2 separate regions of the Mus musculus genome follow, and region 2 is linked to region 1. A link is a contact called in ENCODE POLR2A ChIA-PET data. All regions are on one chromosome and are shown on one strand. Each heading gives the region's core, a stretch centred on a gene start or an enhancer-like site at or near the end of the contact. The rest is flanking DNA. Distances are from core to core; before and after follow the strand shown.

Region 1 (4,837 bases), core at 444-2,943:
GTAAGTGCTAAACAAGGCAAGGGGGGGGGTGTCCAAGGGAGACCCCCAAGGTCAAAAGGAGGGCAGAGACACAAGGGAGAGAAGAGTGGCCTCCCCATGTCTCCAGCCACAGGGGTCACTCGGGTCCACAAACAGGAATTCAGGCTGCTGTACTGGAGATGGTACCTTCCAGAATGTTCATATCCAGAGGTCTTTAAGAAATGTGTCTAATACCTTTGCTTATTTATTTATTCATTCAACAGATATTTATTTATTGAGCAATTAAGTGCAACATGCCAGGCCCTGGAGGTATGACACAAGCAAACCCAACATCTCTGCCCTATTTGGGCTCACATTTTAGCATGGGGCAATCAACAGGTGGGAAAAAAGGTGACTCCAGGGGTAGCCTTAAAATTACCGGGGCTGGGCAGGCTTCACATAGAGGGATTGGGACAGCCTGTTTGATATGAGAACAAGAAAATACCACTCACAGGCCAGAGAAGGTGAATGGGGAGAGCCAATGGAGAGATGTAGGGGACAGGCAGGCTTAGGGCAACCGTAGTATGCAAAGGGGGCAAGAGGGGACAGGTACTAAGTTGCCTGTGAACTTAGTAGTAGCTTGCTAGCTGTGTGGTATGGTTCATGTGAAACGGGATTTTTCAACTCTGAAGTGATGGGAAGCCCTTGGGACACTTTCATTACACATCTACTCTAAGCTTCAAAAAGCTCTTGCCAGGTATAGTGGCACAGGCCTTTAATCCCAGCACTCAGGAGGCAGAGACAGGCAGATCTCTCTGTGAGTTTTGAGGTCAGCCTGGTCTATAGTGAGTTCCAGAACATCCAGGGTTTTGAAGAGAAACCTTGTCTCCAAAAAAAAAGGGGGGGGGGTGAGAAAAGGAATAAGAAAGAAAAGGAAAAGAAAGGTAAGCTTTTGATGGGAGCCATTGGTAAAGTGGCCAAAAACGGAATGGAAATACTGAGGACAAATGGAATGTCCCAGGACAGAAACACAGAAACAGAAAAACGTGACGGGAGTACAGTGTTCAGTATTTGGACAGGTTGGCCCTGTCCAAGTCCTAAAGTTAGCAGCGTCCACTTCGAAAGCAGCCTAACCTGGGTTTAAATCTAGGCTTACCAACTGTGTGACCTTGGCAGGTGACTTCCCCGCGTGCGCCTCAGTCTGCAGGTCTGAACGATGGGGTAACAGCAGCGCTTACCTGACAGGACTGTAGCTGCCGACACATTTGTGCGGCCCAGCCAAGCGCGGTGGGCGCCCAGCAGCTGCTGCGGCTGTGAGTAATTTGTTACTAAGAATAGTTAGCGCCCCTCTCCGGGCCTGCGTCTCCGGGCTGGCCGTGCGTACAAGACGAGGCTGGACCCCCGTCCTGGGCGCTGGCTCTGACGCGGTCCCCAGACCCCGCGATCGAGAGCCCCAGCCAGGCCCCCGCCCCCACCCCCCGCTCACCTGGGCCGCGGCGGCCCGGGGATGTGCTCATAGCGGCTGCGAGCGCGATGCACGAAGGTGCAGCAGAGGCCGAAGGCGAGCAGGACGGCGCTGCCGAGCAGCAGCAGCCCGGGGCTCATGGCTCGTGGTCGGCGCCGGTGCAGAGGGGGCCGGAGGCTGCGACCGACTAGCTGTCAGCGCTGCGCGCCGCCTCGGCCCCAGGCCCCGCGCTCACCAGCACCGCCCCCGCCGCTCGGCTCCGCCCCCGCTGGCTCGACCCCGCCCCGGGCACGCGGACCCGCCAACCACGTCTCCGCCTCCAGCCCTAGCTCTCAGGACCCGCCCCCGCACGGCCACGCCCTCTTTGAGGCCCAGCCCCAGCCGCCACGCCGTTCCCGCCCAGAGCGATAAGTATTCACCAATCACAACCTGGCTTTTGGCTCAGACTTTGAGGCCACGCCCCTTCTACCCTCTCTTGAGCTCAGACTCCACCCCGAAGTCGCCCCGCCCAGAACGCGTTGTCCTGGCAACCTCGCTTCCTGGGCGCAAGCTGCCCAGGCGGCGGCGCAAATCCCGTCCGCTGGCTCCGCCCCTTTGGCCTCGCCAACTGTCTCTCCGCGTGCAGTGCCAGGCCTCTTCCTTTCTCGTGCAAACCTTCTGAAAACCCTTTCCCAGCCCTCCAATCCCCGTCTTGCGCTGACTGTTCTCAAACATCTCCCTGAAACCTTAGCGCCCCAAAGTTAGTCAATCCCAAATGTCCTCGCGCTGCGCCTTCATTGCAGGTCGGTGCAAGCCTTGCGCCCGCTGTGTGCCAGCGTCCGCCCGGAGGCGGAGGACAAGATCCTAGCAGGATGCAGGAGTTCCTGGGCCCGGGAAAACCATAATCCTGAGTATGGGTGATGGTCCATAGGAATGTGCTGGGCTGTGCTCCGCCTTCTCACCCGGTGGAAGCGCAAAGTGCTCCTCACTTCCGAGTTTCAGTTCCCGTGGGGGACGCTCAGATAGGCCTGCAGTGGATGGGAGGGCCAGATGTGCGCTCTCCTTGACTAGATAAAGAGCCTCGGGATTGGGGAGTGGGGGCTCTGAAGACCTCGAGAGAAGGTCGGTTTCTGACTACTCCGAGACCTTGGTTAGGTCCTGGAGGGGTCTGAAGACAGAAAAACAGGAAAAAAGTGTGGACCGTGTGCCTACATTTCCGGGTATACAGGACCAGCCCCCGGGAGGGACATATCAGGGATCCGTGAGCTGCAGGTGACGGGGAGAGCTTTAGGAGCTGTGCTTGATTTCGGTCTGGAGAGGCCACCTCAGCCTGAACAAGACGGGAAGCCAAGCATCCAACCGGGGACTGGCCTCTGAGTGGCATTAGGGGGATGTGGCTTGCCACCGCGCCCCCGTGTGGTAGCGAGCGGCAGTCGCATGTGCGCAACAGGGACCTCCCGTGGCCCTGCTTGGGGGCAGAGGAAGGTCAGCCAGTTTAGTTTAGCCATTTGTGAAAGCTCCTGAATTGAGAGGAGATGAAGGCATGAGACTGCGAGGAGGGTGTAGACTTCTTGCGTGCTTTTAGGCGAGTTAAAGAGAGTAGACAGCAAAGACCGTGGGGCATCGTGGTGCTCACAGGAGAAAGGATCAAAAGTTCGAGGCTAGGTGGATATGGTGGGTGATACACACCTTGAATCTCAGCACTGGGAAGGCAGACCAGGCCAAGACTATACAGAAACCCTGTCTCAAAAATAAAATATTTTAGGCCTTCAGAGTTCAAGGCTAGTCTGAGCAACTTAAGACCCTGTCCTAATTTTTTTTCTTTTTTCTTTTTTTTTAAGGGTTAGCAATCTGGCTTAGTGGTAAGGTGCTTGTTTGTAAACACACAATACAAGGTCCTGGGTTCAATTTCCAATACTGGGAGGGTGGTGTGCAGAGCAGAGAAGCATGGCATGGTCACTTTAGGAGGGTGTTATGACCCCTCACCCTGAGCTTAGCAGATATCCTAAGCTGTGTGGACTTAACTTTGTGTCAGGACTCAGAACAGAGAGAGACTCCCTGGAGGCAAGGCCTGATTCCAATGGACTCTGGGCACAGTCTGAGATGCTCCACACAGGACAGACTAAGGAAAGGGAAAGGTAATAATATTCTCTGACACATCAGGCAACTCTAGTGACCTCTGGCTTGGCAGGGCCCCTCACCCCACCCTTTCTGCCCCTCTTCCTGGCTGGAGTGTGTCAGTGGCATCCTGTCCCAGATCCCACATCCACTCTGTTTGTGTCTCCATGCCCATGACGCTCCTAACTAACTCTCCTATAGTTAGCTGTGCGACACAAGCTGCTGCTCATGCAGACCCTATGTCCCAGAAAGTTAATAACCAAAATTTATTAGCAAGTGGTGTGTGTTTGTATGTGTGCGTGTGTGCGCGCGCGTGCTTGTGTGACAGAAAAGGGTATCAAATACTCTCTTGCTCTCACCACCTCTTCCTTTGAGACAGAGTCTCTCCCTGAACCTGGGACTCAGATTTTCTCTTCTAGGCTAGAATTCAGCAATGGCCAGCAATCCTGTCTCCATTCCCTCTTGGAGCTGAGGTTACAGATGTGAACGGTGTGTTAGGTGGGCACTGGGATCATTGTGCAGTAAGAACTCTTAACTGCTGAGTCACCTCTCCAGCCCTATGTATGTGGCGGAGGTGCCCATGCACTTGGAGATCAAAAAACACAGCTGTAGCTGTCGGTTCTTAGCTGCTTCTTATTTTCAGAGACAGGGTCCCTCTTTGGCCTGGAACTAGCCTAGGCTAGCTTGCCAGTGATCTCCCATGGGCTTGCTGAGCTCCAACTCCCATCTTACCATTGCTGGAATTTCACATGTGCACCACCACAACAAACCCCATAAAAGTTACTGTCATTAATGTTTTTATCAAGTATTTGTGTATTTTTATGTGCATTCTGGGGTCAAAACTTTACCCACAGAGTCGTCTCTCCAGCCCTGGCATTTTATATTGGCTGCATGTTAAAATATTTTGAATATGTTAGATTAAATAAAATATATCAAAATGAAGATGGACTAGAGAGATTGATTGGCAGTTAAGAGCACTGGCTGCTCTTCTAGAGGACCCAGGTTTGATTCCCAGCACCTACATGGTGGCTCATAACCATCTGTAACTCCAGTCCCTGAGGTTCTGATGCCCTCTCTGGCCCCAGAAGACACCAGGCACATGAGTGGTGCACACACATGCATGTATGTAAAACATCAATACACATAGAATATAGTTTGTTTATTTGTTTGTTTGAGACAGGGTTTGTGTGTGTGTGTGTGTGTGTGTAGCCTTGGCTGTAGACCAGGCTGGCCTGGAACTAACTGAGAGATTCGTCTGTCTCCTGAATGCATCATTTCTTAGTCAGAATTTCTATTCCCACACAAACATCATGACCA
Region 2 (5,123 bases), core at 1,921-4,420, 220 kb before region 1:
AAGAGAAAACGGATAAAGGCAGGCCCTACAGCTGGTGTGGGGAAAGCTAATGAAACATACGCAGCCATAGATTCAAGAAGCCATATGACCAGCACTCTGGAGGCAGAGACAGATAGATCTCTCTGAGTTTGAGCCAGAGGGGAGGGGAGGGGAGAGGGAGGAGGAGGAGGAGGAGGAGGAGGAGGAGGAGGAGGAGGAGGAGGAGGAGGAGGAGGAGGAGGAAAAAGGCATAGGAACCCAACTATAAAGATAAAAACACACAAGAGCCTGATATTGAGCAGGGTTGTACACTTGTCGTCCCAGCACAGCCAAGGAGTTGAAGCCAGCCTGGATTACAGTGTGATCCCCTATCTCAAAATAAAACAATAAACCAAAAACCAAGAACTACTCTCAGAGCATGTGAAACATGTTATATAACATAACAAGTGACTCCTCAACAGGAACAATCAAGTCAGACTACAAGACAGCTTTAAAGACTATTAAGCAAGGGAAGTCCTGAGTTCTGAAACTAATCAATGAAAGGATTCTTTTAAGTGGAGGAGAAAGTTCTAATGGGAATGGTTGTGGAATTCTGTGGATAGACTAAACACCAATGAATTGCATGCTTTCATGGACGCTTTGTGCTATGAGTTTCATCTCAATGAAATTATTTATAAACCAGAAGAAGGTGAAGGATAAACATTTTCAAACAAAGCCTAACAATCTGTGCCAGCAGAATTTTTTAATACTAAAGGGACCGGGCCGGCAGTGTACACTCATAATCTCAACAGACAGGAAGATGGTGAGTTCCAGGTCAGCCTGAGACCCTGCTCAAAAACAACAAAAACACAGACAGAGGAGATGGTGCTGAGGATCAATTGCTTGCCATGCGAGCTTGAAGGTCTATCCTCATAACCCATATAAAAGTGGGTGGGTGTGGCAGCCTCCCTACAATTCTGTTAGGCGGAGACAGGACCACAGATCGTTAGTGGCCAGCTGTGGGTTCACCCGAGAGACCCTGCCTCAGTGAAGAAATTGAAGAGCAACTCCCAATGCCACCCCCAGGCTTGGGTGTCCCCACACACACACAATGTATGCACACATGCATGCATACACATAAAAGATACAAAAAACAAACAGACAAAAGCTTCGGAATTCAACCAGTGGATGCATACAAGACCCTTGGTCTGATATACCCAACACTGCAATAGGCAGAAAGACAAACACTAAAAGATGTTCTCCAGACAGACAGAAATGACCCCACATGGAAGACTGGAAGGTGACAAAGGTGGCATTGCAGTTGATGGAAACGGTGATCTTGGTAAACAGCGAGGAATAAATCATGCTAGGAGAAAGTAAAACATGAATTCTGTTTCCACATTACACAGAAACCAACTCCAGGTAGACAGCATCATTTCATATGAAAAGCAAAATACTAGCATTTCTTCAAAATGTTAACAAGCTATCTTCTTCACTTAAAAATAGGAAACTCTACTAATTAAGAAGAAGCTAAACTGGACAATACTTAAACAGACACTTTATTTAAAAAACAAAAAACAAAAAAACCACCAAACACACACAAATGGACAATCAGTCGCTTTAGTCAACCAGAAACTGCAAATTAAAACCCTGATGGAATGTCACTTCACACTCACCATAATGGCTAAAATTTCACACAGACAATACCAAGAGGTGTCAGGAATTTTTAAACAAGGGCTAGTAAATGCTTGCTGGTATAAAGTGATAACATGATTTTGGGGATTTAGTTCTATCAACTACGACAAAAGATGTACATGTTTTTTATGTAAAAAAAACCAAACAAACAAAAAAACGAAACAAAACAAACAGACAAACAAAAAACCCAACTTACTTGTGGGTAGGGAAACTATCTACTCAATAGATATGAATGCTTTAGGAAGTACACCCACCGGCATATTCATTGCAACGTTAATGGGGAAAAGCTACACACAACTCAAAAGTCTACTAACAGTAGAATGGATACAGTGTGTACTATCTATACTATGCAGGACAGTAAGTAGATAATAGAAACACTATGGACGAACTTCAGAAATATCTTTGATGAAAGTAGGCAGACACAAAAATTACAACAGTGCATTATTTGATTTAAACAGTTCACAGAACAGGTGAACCGAATCTACAATTGGACGCTACGGTGTTTAAGAAAGATGTGCCTAGAAGATAAAATTGCACAGAAAAAAAGAAAAAGAAAGAGAGAAAGAAAACCCGGCATACGCTGCCCCGCGCCCCACCCCACCCCAGAAAGCAGGCTAAGGTTAGTCTGGAAAGGAAGGCTGGGTGCAGCAAATGAAGAGGGCACGCGGGTTTCTGGGTGTTGACAAGGTTCTAGCTGAGTGGCACATCAAAAGCCGTACCTTTTGGGGTTGCACACTCTGAGGGTTGGCAAGAGAAAGGGGACAGGTCAGAAGAGAAAGGTGAAGAGGAGAGCGCCCTAATGGAGAAGAGCTCCGTGCGGATGGCAAAGTGTGGACCGCCGGCGCGGCGCGCGCAGCGGTAAGGCACCGCAAGGCGGGCGCGGCCTCCCGCGGACCCCGCGGCCTGAGCGTCTTCTGGTGCTTGGGCCGCCGGCTGGGGGCTCTGGGGCCGCTTCGATGCCCGGGCACCCCACCCTCCACGCCGGGCGCTCCAGGCCTCGCTGCGCTCGAGGCCCCGACTCACCTCATCGTGGCTGCCGGGCGGGCACGGGGCCGGGGATGAAAGCGCGGCGCGACGGGACGCTAGCGGGGCAGCCGACCCCGGGCGCGGCGGCTCCGCGTCTGGCTGGGCTGCAGGCGGCGGCGGGGGCTCATCTTCTCCGGCGGGCGTCCGGGCCGCTAGCTGCGAGGCAGCGCGGCCGCGGCGGCGGCGGCGGTGGCGACTGACAGCTGGGCCCCGGCCCCTGCCATCTTGGCGGGCGCGCGTGCCCGGGCCGGCGCGTGCGCGTCCCGACCGCCCGCCGACGGGCCGGGGGAGGGGGCGAGCGGCGGGGTCTCGCGGGCGGGAGCGAGCGCGCGCGTCCGCCTGAGACTCGGGGCGGCGGCCGGAGGATGGGGTCCGGGGTGCGGGGTGCACGCGGGGCGGAGGACCCCTCCGCCCGCCGAGGAGACTGCGCGCGCCGACGCCCCTCGGTCGGCGGCCGCGGAGGGAATGAGCGCGCGCCGCAGCGAAGCTCCACACAAAAGGCGCGGGGCTCCGTGGTCCGCGCCTCTAAGAGGGCGGGGCGTGAGGGGCGGGGCAGGGGTGTGGCCCAGGTTCAGAGGGGCGGGGCGAAGCTTTGTGGAAAGGGTGGCTGGGCAACCGGGCCTGGGGGCAAGACGGGGGGCGTGGCCTAAGGTCCCAAAGGAGATACTGTAGCTTAGAGGAATGGGGTTAACTTAGTGAATTCCAGGGTCTTGTCTGCGAGAGAAAGACCGGGGCGACCTTAACGGGAAAGCTTAGGGATCTTAGGTCTAGGAGAGGCCTGGAGGATGGGGTTAGTAGGGAGAGACAAAGCGGAGCTCCGCGGAAAGGGCTGGAGGGTGGTGGGCCTGGGGCCGGGGTTTGGGGCGTTGACCTGGAGCTAGGCGAGCAGAGTCGGGCAGAGACCCCACAGAATCCCTGGTGGTGGAGGAGTTGTATAGAAAAGGGCAGGTGGAGAGGCTTAGGGCAAAGGGTGTGATTTGTGAGGCAAGGCTGAGCGGGGAGAGTGCCAGGAGGCACGTGGAGCCCTACTGAACCGGCTTTCCAGTGCATTCAGAACAGAGCATTATGGGCTGAAAGTTGCAATTTTTAAACGGATCCCTTGCTCTGCAGTACTGTTAGCAATGCCTGAGGTTATAGTTCTCCTAACCTCATGTGTTCCCTTCTTCCTGGGAACCAGATTGGTCTCTTTGTTACAGAAGAGCCTTGTCACATCCTAAGAGTTATGAAAATACTCAGGCCTCAGGTCACCTGAAGGTATTCCAGGTGTCCCCAGGAGAGTCCGGGTTGGTGCACACTTTTATTCCAGCCAGACATTGTGCTTTTCCACCAATCTCCAGGTGTCTGTCCCTGGGGTCTAACAAGTTGTTGCCATTCTGTAACTTGGAGGGAAGAATTAGTTGGTGGGTTTGCTGTAAAGATAGTGTCCTTCCTCTGCACCCCACACTAGAATCACTGACACTTTTGAGGAGAACCCATTTTCCAAAGCCAAGAACCGGTGGCCTCCAAAAAGAAATCTTTTTGAGGCCACATGTTTCAAAAACTGTTTAACTTTTTGTAACATTTTATATCAGAAGAGTGGGAAACACCAAGTTCTTCTACATCCAAGGAATAAAGCCTTCTTTCTGCTTTGCTCAAGAGAGGTTGGCTTCAAATGGCTAGCTGTTAGGGAAAGGGGAAGGGCGGGTGGGGGTAGGGAGAAATGTGAGCAAGTCCCTTTCAGTCTGTTTCCTACTGACCTTGGTGCCTCAACAGATCCTCAGCAGCCTGTAAGGTGAGCTTCGGGATTCCCACCTACTGGATAAACATGTTTGGCATTAAATGTAGGGCTGGTTTAGACAAAGATCAGCAGCCTCCACAGGGAAGCAGGATACAGCAGAGGATGGGAGTGGTCCCTGTCTGTCTTGGCCCGGCCCTTCTGGCAGCTCACGGAGCCCTCTGATGAAAGAAACAGATTGCAGAGACATCCTTGGGACCAGAGCTGCTGGTTTTAGGAATTCACTGAGTGTGGTGGGGACGATGACGTTCCCTCTCTCACAATGCCTGTCCCCTTATCTATGGAAGTACTTGGCAGCGGTTGGCAGGAATGACTGACAAAGGGTGCTGTGTTCCATTCTGGCAAGAAATAAAAATTACCTTTGATCCATTTTGCTCTCACAACTTGAGGTTAGCCTGGGGTTCCTGTATTGACTCACAGATTGAGCTCTTCAGCTTCAGGTGACTCTCCTTAAGATAACGGTGCACAGCTTGAAGAGAGACAGTTTCTACACCACAGCCTTGCAGCCGCCCTTGGGAAGACACCGAGACAGGAGGCATTTGATGGGGTGGGAGGGAACCGTCCCGCAGGCTCTGTGGACCTTAAGAGGCTGAATGAAGCTCACGGCTGTTACAATCCTGCCTGGAGCTAAGCTGAGAGTTTCCACCATTTAAGACGTTATTGCCAGCTA

Evidence for each region. ChIA-PET counts read pairs that join two places held with the same protein, here RNA polymerase II (POLR2A).
Region 2: POLR2A ChIA-PET joins it to region 1 with 13 read pairs in embryonic stem cell. The contact joins the promoter of Evl here to the promoter of Cyp46a1 in region 1. POLR2A ChIA-PET finds 5 or more read pairs at or near these places in 3 of 5 experiments (Patski and embryonic stem cell).

The regions. Positions count from the first base shown.
Region 1 is chr12:108,331,172-108,336,008 of GRCm38, reverse strand. Cyp46a1 (cytochrome P450, family 46, subfamily a, polypeptide 1) reads right to left here and starts at 1,693. Exons shown (of 15, transcript NM_010010.2): 1 at 1,445-1,693. The coding sequence starts at 1,563.
Region 2 is chr12:108,552,767-108,557,889 of GRCm38, reverse strand. Evl (Ena-vasodilator stimulated phosphoprotein) reads right to left here and starts at 3,170. Exons shown (of 13, transcript NM_007965.3): 1 at 2,677-3,170. The coding sequence starts at 2,681. Gm16596 (predicted gene, 16596) reads left to right here and starts at 2,272. Exons shown (of 3, transcript NR_045753.1): 1 at 2,272-2,511.